Linked DNA regions of Homo sapiens: region 1 is linked to region 2. Evidence: chromatin loops called from intact Hi-C (ENCODE). Cell type or tissue: GM12878. All regions are shown on one strand. Links, peaks and the distances in the headings refer to the core of each region. The heading gives the core; the rest is flanking DNA. Region 1 overlaps ANKS1B (ankyrin repeat and sterile alpha motif domain containing 1B). Region 2 overlaps ANKS1B (ankyrin repeat and sterile alpha motif domain containing 1B).

Region 1 (5,385 bases), core at 193-5,192, 63 kb before region 2:
GGTCTCTCAGCTGTGGATACCATACCAGCACCTGCTCTGGTGGAGGTATCAGGAGAGTGAAGTGGACTCTCTGAGGGTCCTTGGTTGTATTTTTGTTAAGTGCGCTGGTTTTGTTTTGGTTGTCCTCAAGCCAGGAGGTGGTGCTTTCAATAGCACATCAGCTGCAGTAGTATAGGAAGGATCAGGCCGTGGGTGGGGCCATAGAGTTCCCAAGAGATTATGTCCTTAGTCTTCAGCTACCAGGGCCAGCAGACAATAACCATCAAGTGGGGACAGGGTTAGGTGTGTCTGAGCTCAGACTCTCCTTGGGTGGGGTTTGCTGTGGCTACTGTTGGGGGTGGGGTTGCAGTTCCCAGGCCAATGGAGTTATATCCCAGGGGGATTATGGCTGCCTCTGCTGAGTCGCACAGGTCACCAGGAAAGTGGTGGAAAGCCAGCAGCCACAGACCTCACCCAACTCCCACACAGCCCACAGCCCAAAAGGCCAGTCTCATTCCCACTGTGCCCTGCCAACAGCACCGTTTATTTCCAGGCAGCCTATGAGCAGGACTAAGAACTTGCCCCAGGCTACAAACCTCCCTGCTGAGAAAGCAAGCTGACTCACAGAGCCTGCAGTGGCAATCTACTCCTTCAAAGGGTCTGTGGTTTTCTCTGCTTTCCTGGTATGTTCCTATGGTAGTTCTTGGAGCAAAAGTTCATGATGTGGGTCTCCACATGCTGCTCTGTCCATCTGAGTGGCAGCTGCAAGTTAGTCCTGCCTCCTATCCACCTTTTTCCCCCTTTACTCTCAGCAGGTTCATTTTCTAACTTCCTTTCATAGAGAGTCAGTGGCTACTTAGTAGGGGTTCTGGCCTGGTGGGCTAGTGCTAGGGTGTGTCTTGGTCAGGTTGGGTGTTTACATAATTTTGGAATGAATAGAAAGATATAGAAGATGAATACAGGGACCACTAAGAGTACAACCGGAGAAAAGAATAGGTTGTTAAGACAAAAGGGAAAGCATACAACCTAAAATGGGACTCAAAACCAGGAGAGCCTGAAGAGCCAAAATAAGAATTGAAGCACAAGTGCATTAGTAAAACAGAGAATCCACGGATTACTGATGTGATGCAAAATATTTTCTTTCTTTTTTACTTTCTTCATTGCTTAACATTTAGTCCATAAAAGTAAGCATTGGGAGGGAACCCATCTTCTATGGCCTCCCTTTCTCTTTCATTTTCTTAACTGTGCAGTTCTCCAGGATTCTAGTTCAGTCTTGCTAGCCAAGGCCAGGGAATTGTCATTCTTGGCATCATCCTGGGAGGAGGAAGGTAAAATTCTACAAGACTCCTGCATTTCTCATAAATCCTTGAGATTCTTCAGAGTAGAGAATTTATAAGACAAGGAAACATTTCTCCTACTAATATTGCTCACCAATTACAGCATACCTCTGGTGAATTATTATGCTAAAAGACCATCTCCCTGCCATGGGTTGAGAAAGAGGAGGAAACAAAAGTAAAGGAAAGGTGGGAGAGAGCACACTCTCCCAACCATCTGTTCATTGCACTGCTTTTTATGTTTGAATTGAGATCTTGGACTTTTAGATGTCCTCTAACTCTTCGAGTTTTTGACTCTTTGCTAGAACTTCTCTGGTGTAGATAAGACCAAAGTTCTTATTGGCTTGAAGCTGCTAGTCAATCATTCTACTCTTTAGCACACAGATGTGGCCTCTTGCATGCAGAGAATTTTAAAGTGACTATAGCCTTGTGGTCTGTTCTTTTTATAGATGAAAGTAGCATTTGATCATAGCCTCAAGGAAAGTAATTTTAGAAATGCAATGTGGCTGACTTTTTTTCCTAAATAGAAAAATTTAATCTTTTACAAAGGCAATTTTGTTTTCTTTTTATACACCTTTCCATCTTTCATCTGAATACTTTATCTTGCCAACATCATCTCCATTCACTTTTCCACACATATCCTGTGCTTCAGCCAAGCTGAACTATTTATAGCTTCCCAAAGGCATAATGCTCGTTCATGCTTCTGCCCTGTTGCATATTCTGTTTTCTTTGCCTGGAATGCTTCTCCCTCTTTGAGTTCTTGATGGCACTCATTCCTCAAGGCTATTACATTTTTTTTCTTCACTTTCTCTTTCTGCCTATAACCTAACTTTCTGCTCTGGCCCCCTCATTTGGTTAGTGGCTCATTCTTCTGTGTTCCCATATTGCTGAATTTGTAGCATAAGTAACACAATTTTGTAATTATATTTGCCCTTCTATGTTTTCCATTAAGTAGTCAGCTCCTTCAAAACAAGGCTGAAAGTCTAAGCACCATTGTAGCACAAACATGTTGGCCATGTTATAAACGTTAACCAAACATTTACTATATTAGTTATCTATTGCTATTTGTGGCCGAAAATAACAAACATTAATTATCTCACAGGGTCAGGAAACTAGGAGGGACTTAGCGGGATGCCTCTGACTCAAGATTTCCCGGGAGGCTGTAAGCAAGCTGTTGGCTAGAACTGCAGTCTTTTCAAGGCTTGACTGGGGCTGAAGGATTTGCTTCCAAGCTAACTCGTGGCTGTTAACAAGGTTCAGTTTCTGGTGGGCTGTTGAAATGAGGGCCTCAGCTCCTTACCATGCCACGTAGGCCTTTGCATAAGGTTGTTCACAATGTGGTTACTTGCTTTCCTCAGTGCAAGAGATCTGAGAAGGAGGACACACACAAGACGGAAGCCACAGTCTTTTTTTATAACCTATTCCCAGAAGTACAACTCATCTCTTCTTTTTTTTTCTTTTTTATTCTTTTTATTTGAGACGGACTCTCGCTCTGTCACCCAGGCTGGAGTGCAGTGGTGCAATCTCGGCTCACTCCAAGCTCTGCTTCCCGGGTTCACACCATTCTCCTGGCTCAGCCTCCGGAGTAGCTGGGACTACAGGCACCCACCACCACGCCTGGCTAATTTTTTGTATTTTTAGTAGAGACGGGGTTTCACCATGTTAGCCAGGATGGTCTCGATCTCCTGACCTTGTGATCCGCCCACCTTGGCCTCCCAAAGTGCTAGGATTACAGGCGTGAGCCACTGTGCCCGGCCTCATCTCTTCTTTGTTAGAAGCAATTCAACGAGTTCAACTCACACCCTAGGGGACAAAATTTCACAAAAGTGTGAATACCATGAGGTGGGGCTCAATTGGGACCATCCTAGAGGCTGTCTACCACACATTTCATCTGGTAAAGTTGCTGGCTAATTAAGACTTGAATATTTAACACTATTGTTGGTGATAGTAATGGAAGTTCAAACCCGGTATATTTAAGAGAATTGTTACTTTTTAACAAACCTTCACTAGAGAAAGTAAAATGTGTTAATTATTTGGATTATTAACTAATTCTCTTAAATTACTGTTAAATATTATCTTCCTCAAGTGGTACATAGTGAGTACTTTCTCACTGAAAATACTGAAACAGGATACTTGGGCTTTTTTACTTATGATTTCTGTACTGTTTCTCCCAGAAGTGGTAGTCATGTACAATCACTACAACAAAGTTACTTTAAAATGTAAAGATTTCATTGGTCTTATTTATTTATCTATTTAATGAGCATATATTGAACAGTTGCTGTGTACAAAGGACTGCCCTGGTGTTAGATATAATGCCATTTTTTGTACAAATGACAAATTTCTAGCTTTATATTGAAAACCTTAGTTTTTAATTACACAGTGAGAATGTTCATCTATAATATGAATATGGAAATGAAAATGTATAATATAACATTCTTCTAGGTCTGTCCATAAAAGGGAAAACATTTCCATAGGAAGTACTTAAGACAGGGATCTACAAGTTATCACCAACAAACTTAATCTTGTCTACTGCTTGTTTTTGTAAGTAAAATTTTCTTGGAATACGGACACACCCATTTGCTTATATATTTCCTGTGGCTGCCTTCTCGCTACCCAAAGAGAGTAGAGTAGTTACAACAAAGATCATGTAGCCTTACAGAGCTTACAATATTTACCATCTGGCCCTTTACAGAAAAAATTTGTCAACTCTTGACTTAATACCAAAACGTAAAAATTGTGCTTCATGAATTGTTAGATTAGGATTTATTAAATACTTATATTTGATGATTACTTAGTGATGCAAGTGATGCACTTAGGATTTTCCATAATAAGGCATCAAGCCACCTATCTAGTTTTATTTGCTATTATGATTATATTCATATATCTGATAATAATAGTAATAGATAATTTTATTGAGCACTTACTATGTGTCAGGCAATGTATTCACACACAGACATACACATACACACACACACACACGTATCTGTACATGCCTCATTTGTCTTTGTAACACTATGTGAAAGGCACTGTTTTACAGAAGATGAAACTGAAGTTAAATATACCAGAATTTCAGCTTAGGGTTTTCTGATTTCAAAGCCCAAAGTCTTTGTGTATGACTCCTCCATTTCTTAGCATTTCCTCCATGAATATTATATTTTATTCAAACTGAACTCTTCTTTATTCCACAAATGTGCCTCTTTCCCATCTCTCTACATTTTGCTCAACCTGCTTCCAACTCATGGAACGCCCTTCCCAGCCATTTCTTCATGCCTGAATTTTACTAGTCTGTCAGAGGCCTTCATAACTCCTGCCTCTTCCATGACAGCTTTCTTGAATTCCCAGCCAGAAGTAATCTCAGTCCTATTCTTCAGCTGAAAAGCATCTATCATGGTCCCTGGTATACTTAAACTGTTTGTTACATGCTGGGTATTGATGTTAAAATACTAGACTGTAATGTTGCACATGAATTATTTTATAGTCATAGAATATTTTTCTTCTAAAAGATAAAATAAACTATAAGTATTTTTTCTAATGTTGTTATTATAGACTAAACTGACATTCATAATGAATAATTAATATGTAGTAAGGGAATCTGACAAGAAGATAGTCCTCTTATTTCAATCTGAAATTGCAAGTATATTTTGCAGTTTTCCCTAAGCAGTTTTATGTGCCTCATTTCCTTTTTATCAGCAATATTTTGTAACTGCATATGTGAAATGTAGGTTGAGCATGTAAAACTGTCTTGGTCATAGGCTGCTATTTTACCAAGTCCACTGGATAATTGGTATTTTTTGTAAATTATATTATCAAGGATATTTTGGGAATAAACCAGCTTCTTAAGACTCATATATCTTCTAGAATATGCTTCTCATTTGGATTTTCTTTGAAAGGATCATGGAATTATTATAAAAGCCAGACCAGCTTTCTTCATATTATTAAATACATTTGTGTTGGTTTCCATTGACACAGGTTTTGCTTTATCTACTTTACTTCATTTATTACTTTAAAAGGATTGCATTAAGCTAAGAGCTATATAGAGAGAAATATGACTTTATGCAAAAATATAACCTAG
Region 2 (5,383 bases), core at 384-5,383:
TCAATCTCTTGGGTCCCCTTAATGGTTGCCAGTGTGTTCTTCTTTCCTCGGGTAACAGTTTTTTTTAAATAGAGGTGGTGAGGAGTGGTAGAATTCTGGATCTATGTTAAAGGTAGATCTATCTGTCTATCTATCTATCTATCTATCTATCTATCTATCATCTGTCTATCGATTGATCTATCAATCTATCTACATATATATTTGGATGAATTGGAGGTAGGATATAAGAAAATAAAAGGGACCAAAGTTGTAATTCAAAGATATTTGGTGTTTTGACCTTTGGAAAGATGGAGCTGATATTAGTGGAGATGGGGAAATCTCAGTTTTGAACATTTTAATTTGAAAATCTGTTGGATATTCAAGTAGATATGTAGAGTAGATAGTTGAGATAATGATTTTTTTTCAGTGAGGGAGGGTAGGGTGGGAGGAAGCCATGTGATAATTTTATGCTTATCAGAAGTAAAGAGTATCCGTTTTAAAAGACCGAAAAATAGCATCTCAGCCTATTGTGAGTGAATTTATGAGTTCTGAACTCTGGATAGTTGTGTTGTGAATTGCTGGGGGAAAAGAAGCTGAGCATCGCCAGTGATAACAGGTGTTCTCTATCTTTATAGAAAGCTGTGTCCAAAAAGTTGTTTCCACATGAAGAATTTTGTGCATTAGCACTTTCTCAAGGGCACCTGCTAAGCAAGTCAACTACCTTGGGTAACTAATTATCTTCAGTTTTGCTAGTAGTTTCAAACCATCACCTCCTGCAGGAGAAAACTGATGGGAGGAGAAAACCCAAAAGGAGTAAAGTGGAAAAGTGCTTCTTTCCAAGTGGGAGAAATAACAAAAACAAAAGCCTGTAAGTGCTTAGCAGCATAGGACGCTTTTCTGCAAAGGAGAGAAAACACTAGAGGAGAACTAAAATTAGAATGGAGAGGGTGGCATAGGCCTCTCACACTGATCAGGGATTGCCAGAAAGGCAAATGAAGGCCTGTGTTTTAATTAGCTCACATGGCCTGGAAATAGACCTCCTGAAGCTGAGACATCATTATTACAGCAGCCACTGGACACAGGCAGCTGAGGGAGGCTTTGGCCTCCAGCCGACAGGAAGGCCAGGAACAGGCTGCTGAGATGACCTCTCAACTCCAAGCTAAGATTCGGGGCAAGCTGATATGGAGAAAGTAAAGGGTTAGAGAGGATGATGCGAGATTACATCTTTGGGACCTGTTTTCCTAAAAATATATACATTAAATATATTAGCTGAGTTATTGGTTGGTAAGTTCAGTACTTTCAATAGACCAGGATTTTAGGTACCCTAGAGGCAAGTATTTTTATATCAAATGCTGCATATAGATGTAATGGTAAATTATATTCTTGTCACTTCTTGATAAATCATGAAATGTGTCTCCTGTACTTTTTCCTGTTTTCCTGTGGTGTCACATGATGACTTTCACCCAGTGCCTTTGTGACAAATTGCACATCAGGTAGAAGGCAAGGTACAGGTTACGAGATGCTTGATGAAGAAAAGTTGATTGCTTTTCAGCACTTAAAATTATGAAAATATATAGTTAGATAATGGGGTGATGTTAGTTAGCTAGTGCATGGGACTTGCTACTCCAAATGAAATTAGTTGATATAATACTATTGGCTTACCTAAGCAATATTAAATAAATATGTTTACTCAGGGTGTGCCATGAGAAAGTGCTGTGAGAGTATCTCAAGGGGGTGACTGATCTCATGCCAACAATGAGTGGGGCTCTGAAAGACAAAGAAGAATTAAGTAGGCCAAGGTGGGGAAGGAAGATTATTCTTTAAAGAAGGAATAGCATATTTAAAAAAATCCCTGTGGTAGAAATTAACATGAAACTGCAGGTCAGAGAGAAAGGAGAGAAATGACAGCAGTTGAAGCTGCAAAGCGAGTAAAAGCCCAATCAAACCCTTGTAGCTACCTTCAGGATTTTGGTATTTATCCTAAGAGCAATGAGAAGTCATTGATAGGTGTTTTAAACGAAGAGAGATGATCTGATTTGCATTTTACTGTCCGGTGGCTCTTATTTTCTCTGTGAACCAAGAGCAAGGCTGTCTTTGGAGAGTAACAAAAGAGGGCAAAGATGAGATATTTGAGGAGGATGGAGAAAGTTTGAATTAGCTTTTTGTTCAAACTCCTAACGAATGAATGGCTGGTACATGGGGCCGGAGAGACACACAGGAAAAGGGATAATAGGGAGTGGGCATCCCTTCCAGTATACCTGTGGCCTGCAGGTGGCATATTTAGGTCAAGACCATTCTGGCCAGAGCCTGGAGCTCTTTCTGGCTGGTCACCTCAGCTCGCCTCGCACTGGCAAAGTGGTCCCTCTGAGTCTCTGCCAGGTCGGCCATCTGTCTTTCCTAGCCTCTGCAGCGGTCACCTCTCCCCTTGCCAAGCTGGCCCCAGGGCAGTCCAGTTGGCTTTCAGACCAGCTGCCTGCTGAGGCCCCCTTCTGGAGGCTCCAGGTACCTCTGGGTCTCATTCGTAATTTAGGAATATCAGTGGGACTCAGAAAGATTTATCCCCAAAATCTTGCTAGTCCTTACCACAGGGAACTATCAAGTTTAATGGGATGTGGCCCTGCCCAGAATCTAGATGGGATTGGGAACCCAGAGCTCTCTTTTCTTATGTTTGCCCAATACCTATTTATTATGCTACATTCTCTCGAGGCCAGTGCCCAGAAAGGAAAGTTCCAGACACAAATGTAGAACTATTTCCCTATCCTCCCCATCTCATTCAGCCTTTTCCGTTTTGAAATTCTCCAGAAGCTGGTATGTCCTTTCTCTTCTGGGATGGGCTTCTCATTTGTCTATACAATAGATCTTCATACGTCATTCTGATTGGTCTAAAGCAGGACTCTGATTTTTAAGTCTATTGACTTGCTAACCCACCTTTTCTTCCGTGAGGGCATTAGGTACCCTGTCCAGCCCTGGAAGAGGAGCAGTTTCCAGTGAAACACAATTTGAAGATGGAAATATATCAAGTTCTTCTTTAAAAAATACTATCCCTATTACATTAAGCCAGTGCCATTAACTGCAAACTACATAAACACAACATATGCTTAATTAATGTAGCTTCATAAATGCTTAATACATGTGGGTATTATTACTTTTTTATTGCTGTTATTACTAAAGATCTAGGCAACAAGCAGAGCCTGAAATTTTAGAATTCTGTACAAATTGCAGAGCACCCGGGTGCTATGAGTCCAGCCAGGCACCAGAGTCTTAAATTCACAAAATTGCTTGGAACAAGCAGGTCAACCTGCTGATGAGCAGAGCTGAAAATTCCATCTGCTCTGTGCCCCAGTTTTATGTATCCTGGGGTGGGAAGGTGTGTCACTGCTGGGGACAGCCAGAGTCCTACAAGCGCTAATCCTTCCAAAATTACAGCAGAGGCAAGGGCGCAGTAGTTTCAGAGAGATTTTGTGTTGAAAATCTGTTTTTTTTTAAATCAATTTTTTATTAACTCAATTTTCTCTTGCTTTAACTTCTATTAATGCACGTGAAAATATAACAGATTTGTTACCTGAAATTTTCTTTGAAATTCAAATTTATTGCTGTATATATCTTCTCTCTAATTATCTTGTCATTTTTAGTTTACTTAGTAGTTTTTCTCTCCTGACTTTCTCAACCAGGATGTTTATATCTCTTGAAAAATCTCCCTGCGTATTAGTTATATTTGTGTGATATATGTGTGATCATTAAAGTTAAAAATAAAGCTGTGAGAGAAAAGCTTACGGTAATTGAAAAATTAAAACAAAAGGAGGAAAAGAGTCTTTTGGTATTCCCAGGTTGGTGCTATGGAGAAAATCCCCTCCTTCCCCCTAGTTGAAAACAGTTTTCAAACTACAAGTCCTTTTTCTCTATTCAGATCTTCTATCTGTACAGTCTTCTTTGGGGAGAACATCTTCCCCTCTTGCTCTCTGCACTTGTCTATGTTGGGTGGGTGCCTCATGTGTTTACCTGGGGCCAGGCCCTTCAAACGCAGGCTTCACTTTTAGGTGTCATGCCACAGTGAGCCAGCCTGTAACAGAACTTGTTCCAGACATTCTCCCCAGTTACTTCTACCTACTGGATAGACTGATTGTTCCTTGCCTCTCCTAGACTCTAGTGACCTCAACTCTTCAAATCTGTCATTGGCAGGATTCTAAGAAGGCTGTGATCCTGCTCCCTGTCTCCAGGCCTTTGTGTGAGGTCCTTCTTTTGAGTGTGTGTGAGGCCCATAACTTGCTACTAGCCAATGGCAAAGGTGATAGGATATAACTCCCAGATGTTTTAGGGCAAAGGTGAATGGATTGTGCAGATGTAATTAAGGTCTCCAATCACTGGTTTTAAGTTAATCAAAAGAGAGATGAACTGATAATAAGCTGATTCCTTAAATTTCGGGCATAGAAGTTAGCAACTTGATGCAGCTGAATTTCTCTCTCTTTGTTGCTAGCTTTGGAGAATAAACCACATGAGCTCTGCAGCTGCAAGGAAGCAAATTGGGCCAACAGTCTGTGAGCTTAGAAAAGGACCCTGGCCCTCAGATGAGAGCTGGAGCCCTGGCCAATATCTAAATGAGACCCTGAGCAGAGGGCCCAGTTAAGCCACCCAGACTCCTGACTCTTGTAAACTGTGAGATAATAAATGCATGCTCTTGTAAGCCACTAAGTTCGTTGTGCCATATTATGGAGAGGCAGAAAACAAACATATCCCATGCTCCTCTGATTTTGGAAAGAGAGTGTCTGTCCCTCTCTCCATCTGCTCTGGCCTCAAGGTGCCTCTCCCATCAATACCAGTCCCTTGATCTTTTTGAGATTACACAATAAAGAGGGAAGGATTTTAAAACTGTCACCTTTGCCCCACATCCCCAAGCTCAACTTAACCACTTATGCAATTTTCTATCCTATCATTCCCAAAATACCAATTTTTACTTTAATAGGTACTAAATTATAAAGCTAAAGCTCTGATAATGAAATCTTAAGACATAAGACAGAGGGTGGGAGACTATATTAGGGATCATCCAGACCTAAATAAACTATTGATGTCTCTCATTTAGGCTTCCCACCTCCAGGACTTGACAGTCTCTTAAAGCTAACAGAGTTCTTTTTTTATTTTTATTTTTTTAAAAAGGATATCTGATCATGCCATTCCGCTGTTTAAGAACATCTTATGCTTTGTCCCTGCTTAATAACTTTTATATAAGAATATCCAAATGTCTTAGCATGCTCAACACAGTCCTTGATAATTTGGATATAACTTCCTGTTCACCTCTATCCAAATATATCATGGACTTCTAAGTATGTTGTTCTTAGAGTTCATGGCTCCTTGTTTTAAGTACTTTTTCATCATCTTGGAATGCCTTGGCATCTAATCTACTTGGTAA

Evidence for each region. Peaks named below come from ENCODE experiments on the same cell type or tissue, not always from the same donor. Only the 100,000 strongest peaks of a DNase experiment are listed, where the experiment ranks them.
Region 1: it touches region 2 in a loop (2.2-fold over the local background); 2 of 110 quality-filtered maps call a loop at or near these places.

The regions. Positions count from the first base shown.
Region 1 is chr12:99,450,694-99,456,078 of GRCh38, reverse strand. The region is part of intron 10 of ANKS1B (ankyrin repeat and sterile alpha motif domain containing 1B); the gene reads left to right. Among named protein-coding and RNA genes, the nearest start is that of GARIN6, 190 kb to the left of the region's middle. RefSeq lists enhancers at 1-406, 407-908. In GM12878, for the core only: no CTCF peak of the experiment used is centred there; DNase peaks (open chromatin) are centred at 1,643 and 2,558.
Region 2 is chr12:99,387,873-99,393,255 of GRCh38, reverse strand. All of the region lies in intron 12 of ANKS1B (ankyrin repeat and sterile alpha motif domain containing 1B), which reads left to right. Among named protein-coding and RNA genes, the nearest start is that of GARIN6, 260 kb to the left of the region's middle. In GM12878, for the core only: a CTCF peak has its summit at 2,456 (motif pointing left); no DNase peak of the experiment used is centred there.